Regions from separate parts of the Homo sapiens genome. Here region 1 is linked to region 2. Evidence: chromatin contacts called from ENCODE Hi-C data. All regions are on one chromosome and are shown on one strand. Each heading gives the region's core, a stretch centred on a gene start or an enhancer-like site at or near the end of the contact. The rest is flanking DNA. Distances are from core to core; before and after follow the strand shown. Region 1 holds the start of IARS2 (isoleucyl-tRNA synthetase 2, mitochondrial). Region 2 holds the start of MARK1 (microtubule affinity regulating kinase 1).

The links. A loop is a pair of places that touch in the nucleus more often than their neighbours do. Pooled maps may share reads with other maps.
Region 1: a map of sigmoid colon shows a loop between it and region 2 (6-fold over the local background). The contact joins the promoter of IARS2 here to the promoter of MARK1 in region 2. A Hi-C loop is called at or near these places in 3 of 168 maps with a recorded cell type or tissue (chondrocyte, heart right ventricle and sigmoid colon), 1 of 37 single-sample maps with no recorded cell type and 5 of 50 pooled maps.

Annotation. Positions count from the first base shown.
Region 1 is chr1:220,092,294-220,097,620 of GRCh38, forward strand. IARS2 (isoleucyl-tRNA synthetase 2, mitochondrial) reads left to right here and starts at 1,839. Exons shown (of 23, transcript NM_018060.4): 1 at 1,839-2,190; 2 at 3,811-3,933. The coding sequence starts at 1,924. RefSeq lists silencers at 1,629-1,708, 1,729-2,058 and an enhancer at 2,068-2,567.
Region 2 is chr1:220,524,750-220,530,640 of GRCh38, forward strand. MARK1 (microtubule affinity regulating kinase 1) reads left to right here and starts at 3,387. Exons shown (of 18, transcript NM_018650.5): 1 at 3,387-4,124. The coding sequence starts at 4,074. RefSeq lists a silencer at 3,451-3,750.

The sequences.
Region 1 (5,327 bases), core at 589-3,088, 430 kb before region 2:
TATGTTTATTAGCTGTTTCCACTTCTGTGTCTCTGAGTTGACTGTTCATTTCTTTTGCTTTATTATTATTATTTTGAGACAGGCTCTCACTGTGTTGCCCAGGCAGGAGTGTAGTGGTGTAATCATGGCCCACTTGCAGCCTTGACTTCCTGGGCTAAAGCGATCCTCCCACCACAGCCTCCAAAGCAGCTGGGACCACAAGCACATGCCACTACATCCAGCTAATTTTAAAAATTATTTCAGAGATAGGGGTCTCCCTATGTTGCCCAGGGTTGTCTCAAACTCCTGGGCTCAAGTGATATTTCCACTTCAGCCTCCTAAGGTGCTGGGATTATAGGCATGAGCTACTGTGTCCAGCTTCTTTTATCCTTTTTTTTTTTTAAATTGGGTTGTTTACATTTGTTTTTTTGATCTGTAGCAGCTCTTTATGCATTTTGTGTATTATTATTTTTTAATGTGTAGCAAATGTTTTCTTCCACAGTATAGTGTAGGAAAGACAACATAACATGGTGGCTATGCACACACACTGGAATCTAACTGCCTGGGTTTGAATTCCAGCTGTGCTACTTAGTTGTATCATCTTGAGCAAGTTACATAATTCTATGTGCCTCAGTTTCCTTAGCTGTGAAATGGAAATACTCATAGTTCCTATCTCACAGGTTTTTTTGGTATGCTGTGTCTTCACCTCATCTGGTTTTGAAGATTAAGTGAATTAATTCAGGTACAGAGCTGGAGTCATTGATTGGTGAAAGGCTGACATTGAGTGCTTTCTGTTTGTCACTTGGTTTCTCACTTTCCGGTATCTTTTTTTGGTATATATATGTTTTCATACTTGTAGAAAATCTGTCCTTCTTATTTATGTGAACCAAATGTTCTGGATGTTGTGTTTTATGATTAGGAAGGCTATTCCCAAGTTGTATACTCAACAATGAAATGGTAACAATTGTGAACTATTATGAACTGGACAACCAAATAGAGCAGAATCTGTCAGAAACAGGAGCAGAAGTTGCTATATATACCATACTATTCTATGAGTGGGATATAACAGGGATTTCAGAGAATCTTAAAAAAAGGTTAGATTGTTTTATAATATTGTTAAAATCTATGGGAAGTCATTGATTTGGACTGAGCTCCTGCACTAGGCTGTTTACTTGTAAGGTCTGCGTTCCAGGAAATCAGGAGAGATGATAGCCAAATCCATTAAGCCAAATGGCGTCTGCTTTTCGTTCCCTGTTTCTGCCTTCTTCAACCTTTTCTGCCTATAAACCTCACCCTGCCCCCACAGCTCATCAGAGATCCTTTCTATTTTGTAGAAAGGTTTAGGAATATTTAATAATAGCCAATTAGATCTTTAAAACTCGATTTGCTGAAATTTTATTATTTTACAATATTTTCACTGAACTTGTGCTGCCCACAGTCGTAGTCATTACCCAAGTGTGCCTGTTGAGGCCTTGCCATGAGTTTAGCCCAGATTGAGATGTGCAGTATGTGCAAAGTACATGTCAAATTTCAAAGGCTTCGTATGAAGAGAATATGTAAAATATCTTACTTTTTATTGGCTACATGTTAAAGTGATACAATCATAGCTATGTTGTGTTAAAGTAAAAAAAAAAAAATATATATATATATATATTTAAAAAGCAGGGCACAGCGATTGGACTATGAGCCCCACCTTTCCCCGCCCCCGTGAATCTGAGCCCGCCCCCCGGCGGCTGCAGGGAGGACCCGGAGGTGGCTCAGCCTCCGCGGACTCCGGGAAGGCGGTGCCCACCGCCCCGCCCCCACTACCCGCCGCTCCCTCCCCGCCCCTTCCGCTCCCGGAGCGCGTGCGCCCTCTTACTCGGCTCCCCTTGGTTTCCTGGGGTCCTGCCCCTTCAAGCTGGGGCGGGAGCGGAGGACCCCGCTCTCAGGGGTTGCCGGACCATGCGTTGGGGGCTGCGCCCTCGCGGGCCGGGCGCGGCCGCCCTGGCCACTGCCCGAAGTTTGTGGGGGACGCCCCGCCTTCCCTGCAGCCCGGGATGGCAAGGGGCGACGAAGAGGCTTCTGGTGCGGTCGGTCTCCGGGGCCAGTAACCACCAGCCGAACTCGAATAGTGGCAGATACCGGGACACGGTGCTGCTGCCGCAGACGAGCTTCCCCATGAAGCTGCTGGGCCGCCAGCAGCCGGACACGGAGCTGGAGATCCAGCAGGTACGGGCCCCGCCTCGGCGCGGGGCCTCCAGAGAGGCCCGATCCGGCCGCGGGCACCGGGCGCTCGCAGGCGCCACACCTCTAGGCTCCACGCCGGTGCGGGTGGGCGGGGGTGTGACCAGATTGGTGGAATTCGTCTGCTTCGCACAGATTTTGTGGGCTGAAAACCTAAGTGAAGAAATCTCTAGATGAGCCCCTCCTTTGTACCAGGTTCTGGAGCGGGACATTAAGGGGTCACTAGCGATGCCCAGTTACCAGCATGTATCGCACGTATGTCCCATGTCTACCGTAGGCAAAACAGATAGACTTTGGGCACTTTTCCAATGCCTTGTAAAAAGTAAATTCACATGTCCACATGTAAATAAAAACCCAGGCTGGGCGCAGTGGCTCACGCCTGTAATCCCAGAACTTTGAAAGGCCAAGGCGGGAGAATCGCTTGAGCCAAGAGTTCGAGACCATATTGGCTAGTCACCCCCACCCCCCCGTCCTTAAAAAAAACCTTAAAAACCTCAATTATGATGAATGAAGGGGAAGTTGAAGCCCACTTCTTGGATCTTTTAGATCCCTAGTTGGAATTATGACTCGTTTGAAGTCGCCCAGGCTGGAGTGCAATGGCGCGATCTCAGCTCACTACAACTTCCGCCTCCCAGGCTCAGGCAATTCTCCTGCCTTAGCCTCCCCAGTTGCTGGGATTACAGGTGCGCACCACCACGCCCGGCTAATTTTTATATTTTTAGTAGAGATGGAGTTTCACCATGTTGGCCAGGGTGGTCTCTAACTCCTGACCTCAAGTGATCTTCCCGCCTCGGCCTCCCAAAGTGCTGGGATTACAGGCCTGAGCCACTACGCCCAGCCTAGTCTGAACTTTCTAAGAGCAGAGATTCCTCTTTAGCTTCTGTAATTCTAGTCTTTAAAAATCCCTGATATTCTTGGAATATTGGTTAAGTAAATATACTTAGCCTAAATATTCTGACAGTTATAAGAGTTCATCTAATTTTTTAAAGGTTTTTTAGTCAATACCTTCTGTATGCCAGAAAGAGTGACAGTTTCAAATGTTTCCTCGTTTAATCTTCACACCAGCCCTGTAAGATGGATATTAACACTTTTTTTTTTCAGATAAGAAAGCAGGCCCGTAAGTGCACAGTAACCTGGACAAAATCATACAGCAAGTGAGGGAAGGGAAGTGACTTAGACTGCCATGCATGTTGTTCCCAGATTTGGGGAATGGCAAGCATTGCCGCCAAAGAATAGCAAGAATATGTGTGTCGGGAATCTGCAGGTCCTTCAACATGTCGGGGGTGAGGAGTGAAGCATGGGGAGTGATGAAAGAATGCCCGAGAACTTAGTGGCACTAAACCTTTGTAGGGTGCTGCATATCATATAAAGAGTTTAGACTTCAATCTGAGGTGTATGGGGACATTACTGAAAGATTTTAAGAGATGCGTACTTTGACACGCATTTCAGAAACCTCACCTTGTATTTCAGAGTTGAGTAGATTGGAATGGAATAGATTGGAATGTAATTGGAATGGAAATAAGCAAGTGTTGGCTGTTATTTATGGTTAGACTCAGGAGTATGTATTTATATGATGTTTAGATATCTTTTTTTTTTTTAAAACAGAAATGTGGATTTTCAGAACTTTATTCATGGCAAAGAGAAAGAAAAGTAAAGACAGAATTTTGCCTTCATGATGGACCTCCTTATGCAAACGGTGACCCTCATGTTGGACATGCTTTAAATAAGGTAACTATAATTTAGGTTATGACACTTGAAAGAAAGTGTTTATGTAAATACTCTTTATAAATGTGTATTCTAATTATATGATAATTATGTAAATTTAGATTTGCACATAAAACTAAAACATTTTCATAGAAAGCAATATACAATTTTAGTACTGCATAAAAAAAATTGCTGCTATTTGCTTTGAGCTTAACGTTATATTAGTAAACATCATCTTATTCAGTGCATAATTATCGGGCGAGGCATTGTTCTAGAATCTGGGAATAGCAGTGGACAAAAAAAAGGTATGTCTTGGCCGGGCAGTATGGCTCATGCCTGTAATCAGTGCTTGGCCCACAGATATCAATAATTCATTATTTTTAAAATGCTTAGTAGAATTTCATTGAGAGAATATGTTAATACTACAATCTGTTCACTCATTTTTCAGTTCTTTATTTTTTGTAGATTTCAGTGGAAATTTTGGGGAGGAAGTGGGCTTAGGCATCTGTAGTTTCAAAACCAGGAATTTGGTCACTGAATGGGTCAATAGTGCTATTAAAGAGACCAGGCGCAGTGGCTCACGCCTGTAATCCCAGCCCTTTGGGAGGCCGAGGCAAGCGGATCACGAGGTCAGGAGATCGAGACCATCCTGGCTAACACGGTGAAACCCCGTCTCTACTAAAAATACAAAAAATTAGCCACGCATGGTGGCGGGAGCCTATAGTCCCAGCTACTCGGGAGGCTGAGGCAGGAGAATGCCGTGAACCCGGGAGGCGGAGCTTGCAGTGAGCCGAGATCGCGCCACTGCACTCCAGCCTGGGCAACAGAGCAAGATTCCGTCTCAAAAAAAAAAAAAAATCATGTTTTGTGATATAAATACAGAATAAAACTCTATTATTTCAAACCCTTTTGCAAGGAATGGAAGAGCCAACATTAACTGGATTAAGCAAAGAGAGAGAATTTACTGGCTTTTTTACTGTAGAGTCCAGATAGTTTTAGCCACCTGCATAGCTGGATCAGGAATTCACATAAAATTAAGAATTGGTTTCTGTCTCTCACTCTTTGCTACTTTAGTGACTGCCCCACCCCAGACCCCCAGCACATTTCCCAGTAGTTTCAGGCTTACATAATTCCACCTTCTCTTTCCCAACAGTTCTTTTTTCTTTTTTTTTTTTTTTTGAGACAGAGTCTTGTACTGTCGCCCGGACTGGAGTGCAGTGGTGCAATCTTGGCTCACTGCAATCTCCGCTTCCCGGGTTCAAGCGATTCTCCTGCCTCAGCCTCCCAAGTAGATGGGACTACAGGCGCCTGCCACCACGCCCGGCTAATTTTTTGTATTTTTAGTAGAGAGGGGGTTTCACTGTGTTAGCCAGGATGGTCTCGATCTCCTGACCTCGTGATCTGCCCGCCTCTGCCTC
Region 2 (5,891 bases), core at 2,137-4,636:
TATGGAGAAGTACTGTCCAACAGAGAGATAATGTAATGTAAACCACATATGTAAGTTTATATTTTTTAGGATCTGCATTTGAAAAAGTAAAAAAGAAACAGTTGAAAATGATTTAATAATATATTTTATTTAACCTAATATATTAAAATATTGGCATTTCAATATGAAATGGTTATAATATTTATAAAGAGACATCTTACTCTCTTTTTTTTCCTACTATTTGAAAATGTGGTGTGCATTTTATATTTATAGCACATCCCAATTCAGGTAATACATTTCCATGAGAAATACTTAATCGGTATATAGATTTCAGAAAATTTACAGTTGAAAAAGTAGATTCATATACTTAACATACTTTCAAACATAACACAATTTTTTCAGTCACTGAATCAAATCGGTTTTTAAGTGTAAATTATTTGAAATTGAGTCAAATTAAAAATTCAAGCAACATGTCAAGAGCTCAGTAGTCACATGTAACTGGTACTGGACCCGGTAGTTCTAAAAAATTCTACTCCATAGGGCTGACGGTAGGCAATGCTCTTTTCCCACTTTTCACTGTAGGTTTAGCACCTTTTAGATCTTTATTTCCCTTTTGTTTTGTCAGTACTTCAATTTTCTTCCAAAACTTTCATTACCCTAACACATTAAGTTAGGAACCTGTGAATTGAACATGCCACATTTGGTTAATAACCCAAAAAAAAATTACTCAAAGCCTTAAAATATTCCCTTTGTCATTTCTCCATAGTCACAGACACAGAAGCTATATATAGTAACACAAAAAAATTTTGCTCATGAGCATTTTCATTTCTAAGGACTAGGGTTAAACAGTATTGACTCCATCACAATAATGCCTCATGTCATTTTTTTTTCCTCTCCCATGTTTAAGGATCTACTAATGCCATTTTAAGGGGAGAAGAGCTCATATAGGGACAGACAGTATTTCCTTTTGAAAAACATAGTGACTTTTTTTTTAACCTGGGCAAAGTGCATTTTCACTTAGTTTTCACTACATACCAAGCTTAAAATTGTTAGGTATTAATAAGGATTATTTGAATGGCATTTTCTTTTGGATAGAATTGTTCTATCCAAAAAAACAATTTGGCTAGCTAGAATTATGGATTCGAGCTACCTAGTAATGACTCTCTTTGAATGTAGTTTCACTGTTAGAAGTGTTCTTGGGGATTGACTTAAACAATAAATATCCCTTCCTATTATTATGTGATATTCCGTAAATTTCAATATGTGAAATAGTGAGCATTGTGTAGCAAATATAGCTAAGGGATTTGTCCATGGCTTTTAACAGACACTTTAAAATCTGTGGAAGCCACTGTGCCAGAATCTGGGGCTCTCCTTTAAGCTCTGTCTCGAATTAGCCATTATATCTTATGGGGTGAACCTATGGTTTTTGTGACTGGTGCAAGATTGAACAGCACCACATATTTCAGTTATCTTCTTCTGTATCTTATTAACCTGGTGCATCTGTGATCTTGAACAAGTTAACTTAGTGGAATTTTGTAAAATGGAAATAAATATGCCTGTCAGGGTCACCACGATTATAAAGATAGAAAAATATGTGAGTATACTTTAAAGAGCAAAATACATACTACCAGCTGAAGGAATGATTCATATTCCAATGGGGCTGAACGCCTTTTCACAGCTACTTGTTTATTGCTAGGTTAACTCAGGTACTATTGCAACACTAGGTACCCTTGTGTGGCTGCAGCAGTCAGTGATGCCGCTGACACTGTGATGGCAGCCCCTACAGGCAGCCGTCGCAATAGTTAACCAGAAAATAACCAGAAAAATACAGGATTATGCCCTTGCAACTTCAATGTATCTTGGTGATTCAGGATTTTCTGCAGAGGGCACGTAAATGCTTGACATTCTCAGTAACACATCATAGTTCAGGAGGCAGCATTGCAGTTCCGCTGCCTAAATTCTGTTTGAGAAGTGGTGATGACCACCAAAGGGATCTTGTTTTTTTTTTTTTTTTCATTTGCTTTGTGAAATTGGTAAGTGGTTACAAGAGAAAATGCTAAAGAAATAAGTACACAGATGGTGTTCTAGAAGTGAATATAGACTGGGTGAGAATTGCTTCTTTCCTCAAAGGATTTTTGTGTTTGCTATTTTCAGGTCTTTTGGACCCATGCTTCAAGGGTCAAGTGTTAACTTTTCAGAAACAACCTTTAATGAGTCAGGATAAAAACCATCTGGTTCAGGGATTCTTCTTTCAAATGGAGGAAATTCAGAAGAGACGAGAAATTTCCCACCATTATAAGAATTCCACTGGAGGCATACTGAAGCAGCTCAGAAAATCAATGTATCCGCTCCTATCTTTCATTCCTTTTGTCTTCCTGCCCATCCATGAAAGGAAGTGAAAAAGAAATGTTGCAAAGAAGAATAGAGAGACGATAAGGTTTTCGTTCTACAGGCTGAATGTGCAAAATGTAAGCTCTCAAATGAGATTAAAAAAAAATGCAGCCTTGCTTATAAAAGGCGAATGGGTCCTGGACAATGCACTACAGACGCGGGTGCCTACAGGATGTCTTGAGGCAGGTGGGTGGAAGTGTGAGGAAGCCACCTGGAAGAGGGAGGACAGGGCCCAAATCAGACACAGCTCTCCATCCTCCCTAAACAGGCTCGCCTAAGTGACACTTCCTTGTGTCCCAGGAAGTGACGATCAGCCAGTGTAGATGTTGTGACTCGCGGGTCTCACCCACTCCGAGGGTGCTGCAGGGCGCCCAGAGCGAGACGTCTTCCGCCGGCCCCATTCCCGAAGAGGCCGCGCCGTCGGGGGCTGAGACCCACTTGTACTGAGTCTCCAGCCGCCTCCCTAGGCTGCTGGCGCTTCTAGGGGCTTCTGTGCTTTTTGCCAAACTCTGAGGGTGACCCTGAACCTAACGGCTCCCTAGAGAAGGAGACTGACAGAGGGCTCAGGCGAGGATAGGGATTGAGAAAGCGTGGAAACGGGGGAGGAGGAGTAGAATTTAAGAATGGTAAAAGTCCCGAGGTAGGAGAAAAGGAGGGGTAGGATCCAGGGTAGGATTGAATCCAATTCTTCTCCAATGAAACGGACAAACAAACAAACAAACAAACAAAAACAGAAAGAAAGAAAAAGAAAAAAAAAAGCCACTGATTCACATCAGCTCTCTCTCACCCTCAACCCGGCAAAAACCAAACACGAATAAAAATAAAACCACCAGAGGCTCTTAGACGACCGTAAACTCTGCGGGTGGGGCACGAAACAAAAATAAACACAGGGACAGGCGGGCAAGAGAGCGCGGGAGGAGGAGGAGGAGAAAAAGGAGGAGGAGGAGGAGGAGGAGGCGGCCCCGCATCCCTAATGAGGGAATGAATGGAGAGGCCCCCTCGGCTGGCGCCCGCCCACCCGGCGGCGGCCGCCAAGTGCCTCTGGGCGCTGCGTGCCGCGCCCGCTGCTCCGCGCGCAGCCGGCTCGGGCCGCTCCTCCTGACTGAGGCGCGGCGGCGGCGGTGGCTGTGACCGCGCGGACCGAGCCGAGACATTCGCGCCGGGGGATCGGGCGCCGCCGCCGCTGGGCCCCGGGCGCGTGGATGCGGCTGGGTCGGGCGGCGCCGTACACCTGAGGCGGAGAACGGGGCGCGGCGCGGGTGACGCTGTCAGGGCCGCGGTTCCTGACGCCCAGGCGCTCGCCAGGACGAGCCAGGCAGTGATTTGAGGCACCGGCTTCACCTTCACCCATGGTCCGGAGAGCCTAGCGGGGCTCGCCACCGCCTCCCGGCTCCCCTTCCACGCCTCATCCTGCCAGCCTCGCCGCCCCGCCAGCGCCGGGCAACCGCCTCGCCCGAAGCCCTCCCTCGTTACTGTCCGCATACCCCGGCGGCGCCGCCGCGGGAAGCGGCTCCCCCTCCTCTTCCTCCGCGTCCTCTTCCCTCTTTCCCCCGCCGGGGCCGCTTGTTGCACCGCCCCGCGGCCTGCGGGAGCCGCTCGCCCCGGCCTTGTGCTCGCGTCCGCACCCCTTTCCTGTCGCCCCCCGGGGCCCGCACCACAGCCCGGCCGGCGAGACCCCGGCCAGACCCCGCTGCCCGCACAAAATGTCGGCCCGGACGCCATTGCCGACGGTGAACGAGCGGGACACGGAAAATGTGAGTAACCGGAGCCTCCCTCGGGAGCAGTGGGGGCGAGACCCTCCTCTGATCCCCACTTCACCCGCGCTTGGGCCGTCCCCCGTGCCTCGGCGCGGCCACCCGCGGCAGGGTCTCCACCTGGAGCCCGGCGTGACCCTCACCCACTGCTCAGCCCTATTCTTCATTCCAACCCCATTTCGCTTGTTTCCCCTCAAGGGTGAGGGTAGGGAACCGTAAGTGGCGCCCTCTCGCTCGGAGGTGGTCCTCCAGGGGCGGATGGGGTGATGGAGGGCAGAGAAGCAGAATGGGATGGCAGAGTGGGCAGTCAGGATTGCTTTATTTCTACCTCTGCATTCTGTGCCCCCACCCGAATGAATGCTTGCTTTACAATAGCAGACGAGCCGGCTACCTCTCACACTCTTGCTTTTCTGGATCTTTCAATCCTTTGCACTCTCCCCTCCTCCCCCCGCATTGCCCCATGACTTTGCTTTTTGTAACATTGTGTCCACATTTTGGGTCATGGGCACCAAAGCGAGAAGGATGGGAATGGAAGTGGAGATGTGTGCGTGTTTGTGTATGAGTTTATACTGCTGTGACACTCTTAGTAGGGATGAGTAGAAGAATTTCACGAACAGCATCTATGGCCCTGGGGTTACAGCAAAATGTTGAAAAGCCACATGAAGCCAAGGGCTTTTTAATCTCTTCCTTAAGTCAGTGATAATGATGCAGGGCAGGTTTTACTTTAAATATCTCTCCTCCTTGGAGTGTCACAAGGTGCACATCTTTAAAGGAGGGATTTTCTGTGTCTTTGATCAGATTGCCCTCTGGAGCTGTTATCAAGATGCAGATGTGCCGGGCTTTTAAACTCTTGAAAAACGAAAAGAACAAGATCCCTTGTATTTCCACCTTCTGAAAAGTACAGTTGTGTGTGTGTGTGCAAGTTCCTTTGTGGGAAGGTTTTCTTGTTTTTGTTTTTGTTTAAAACACTCAAGACCTGTAAATAGGGCTTGGCTGATTTTCCGACTGATTTTAAGGACCTAGAGGGGTACTAAGTTTTGGTCAGCTGTCCAGAGCTCTCTGTCTAGTTATCTCATCAGCCGTCCAGCTTTTGATATACCACTGACTTCATGGGGTTGGTAAAATAAAATAACGAAGCGCTTTGGTGTTCTTAGACAAAAGGCATGAGAGAAAGGATACAAGCTCACTTCTGAGTTGTTGGAGGGGTATAAACAGATGATTTCATCTTAGGAGGGAAGCACAGAAATTTAATATAACTATACAAAGAGAGAAGAAATTCTACTAAGAGACCATTGTTAGAGGACCTGTGAAGATGTTTCAGAGTATGCTTTTGTCTTCCCTAGCGCCGTGCATTTAAATGGGAAAGATAGTGTAAGGCTGCTGCTATCATAAATTAGAACTTCATTTGCATCATAACTATTTTAGAAAATATAATTGATACATAATTTTGATTGAGAGATTGAACAAGTTCAGAGAAAAAGATGGATATTTTGGTTTGAGTTGGTTTTAAAGCCGAGTTGGCACAGAATTTTTCTAACAGGAACATTAAAAAAATGCCTGTCATTCAAGAGTGTGAATGAAAAGTATGACAGATGATAACCTTTGTTTTTATTAGCAAATTACTGTATGTGTTAACCCAGGAGGAGTGGAAAAATACATTGTTTTTATTTTCTTTTAGATTTTGAATAGTATAGCTTTTCTCATACTTGTATGAATAAGGTACTTCATAAAGACATGAGATATAATTATAGAAATATGCATTAAGGA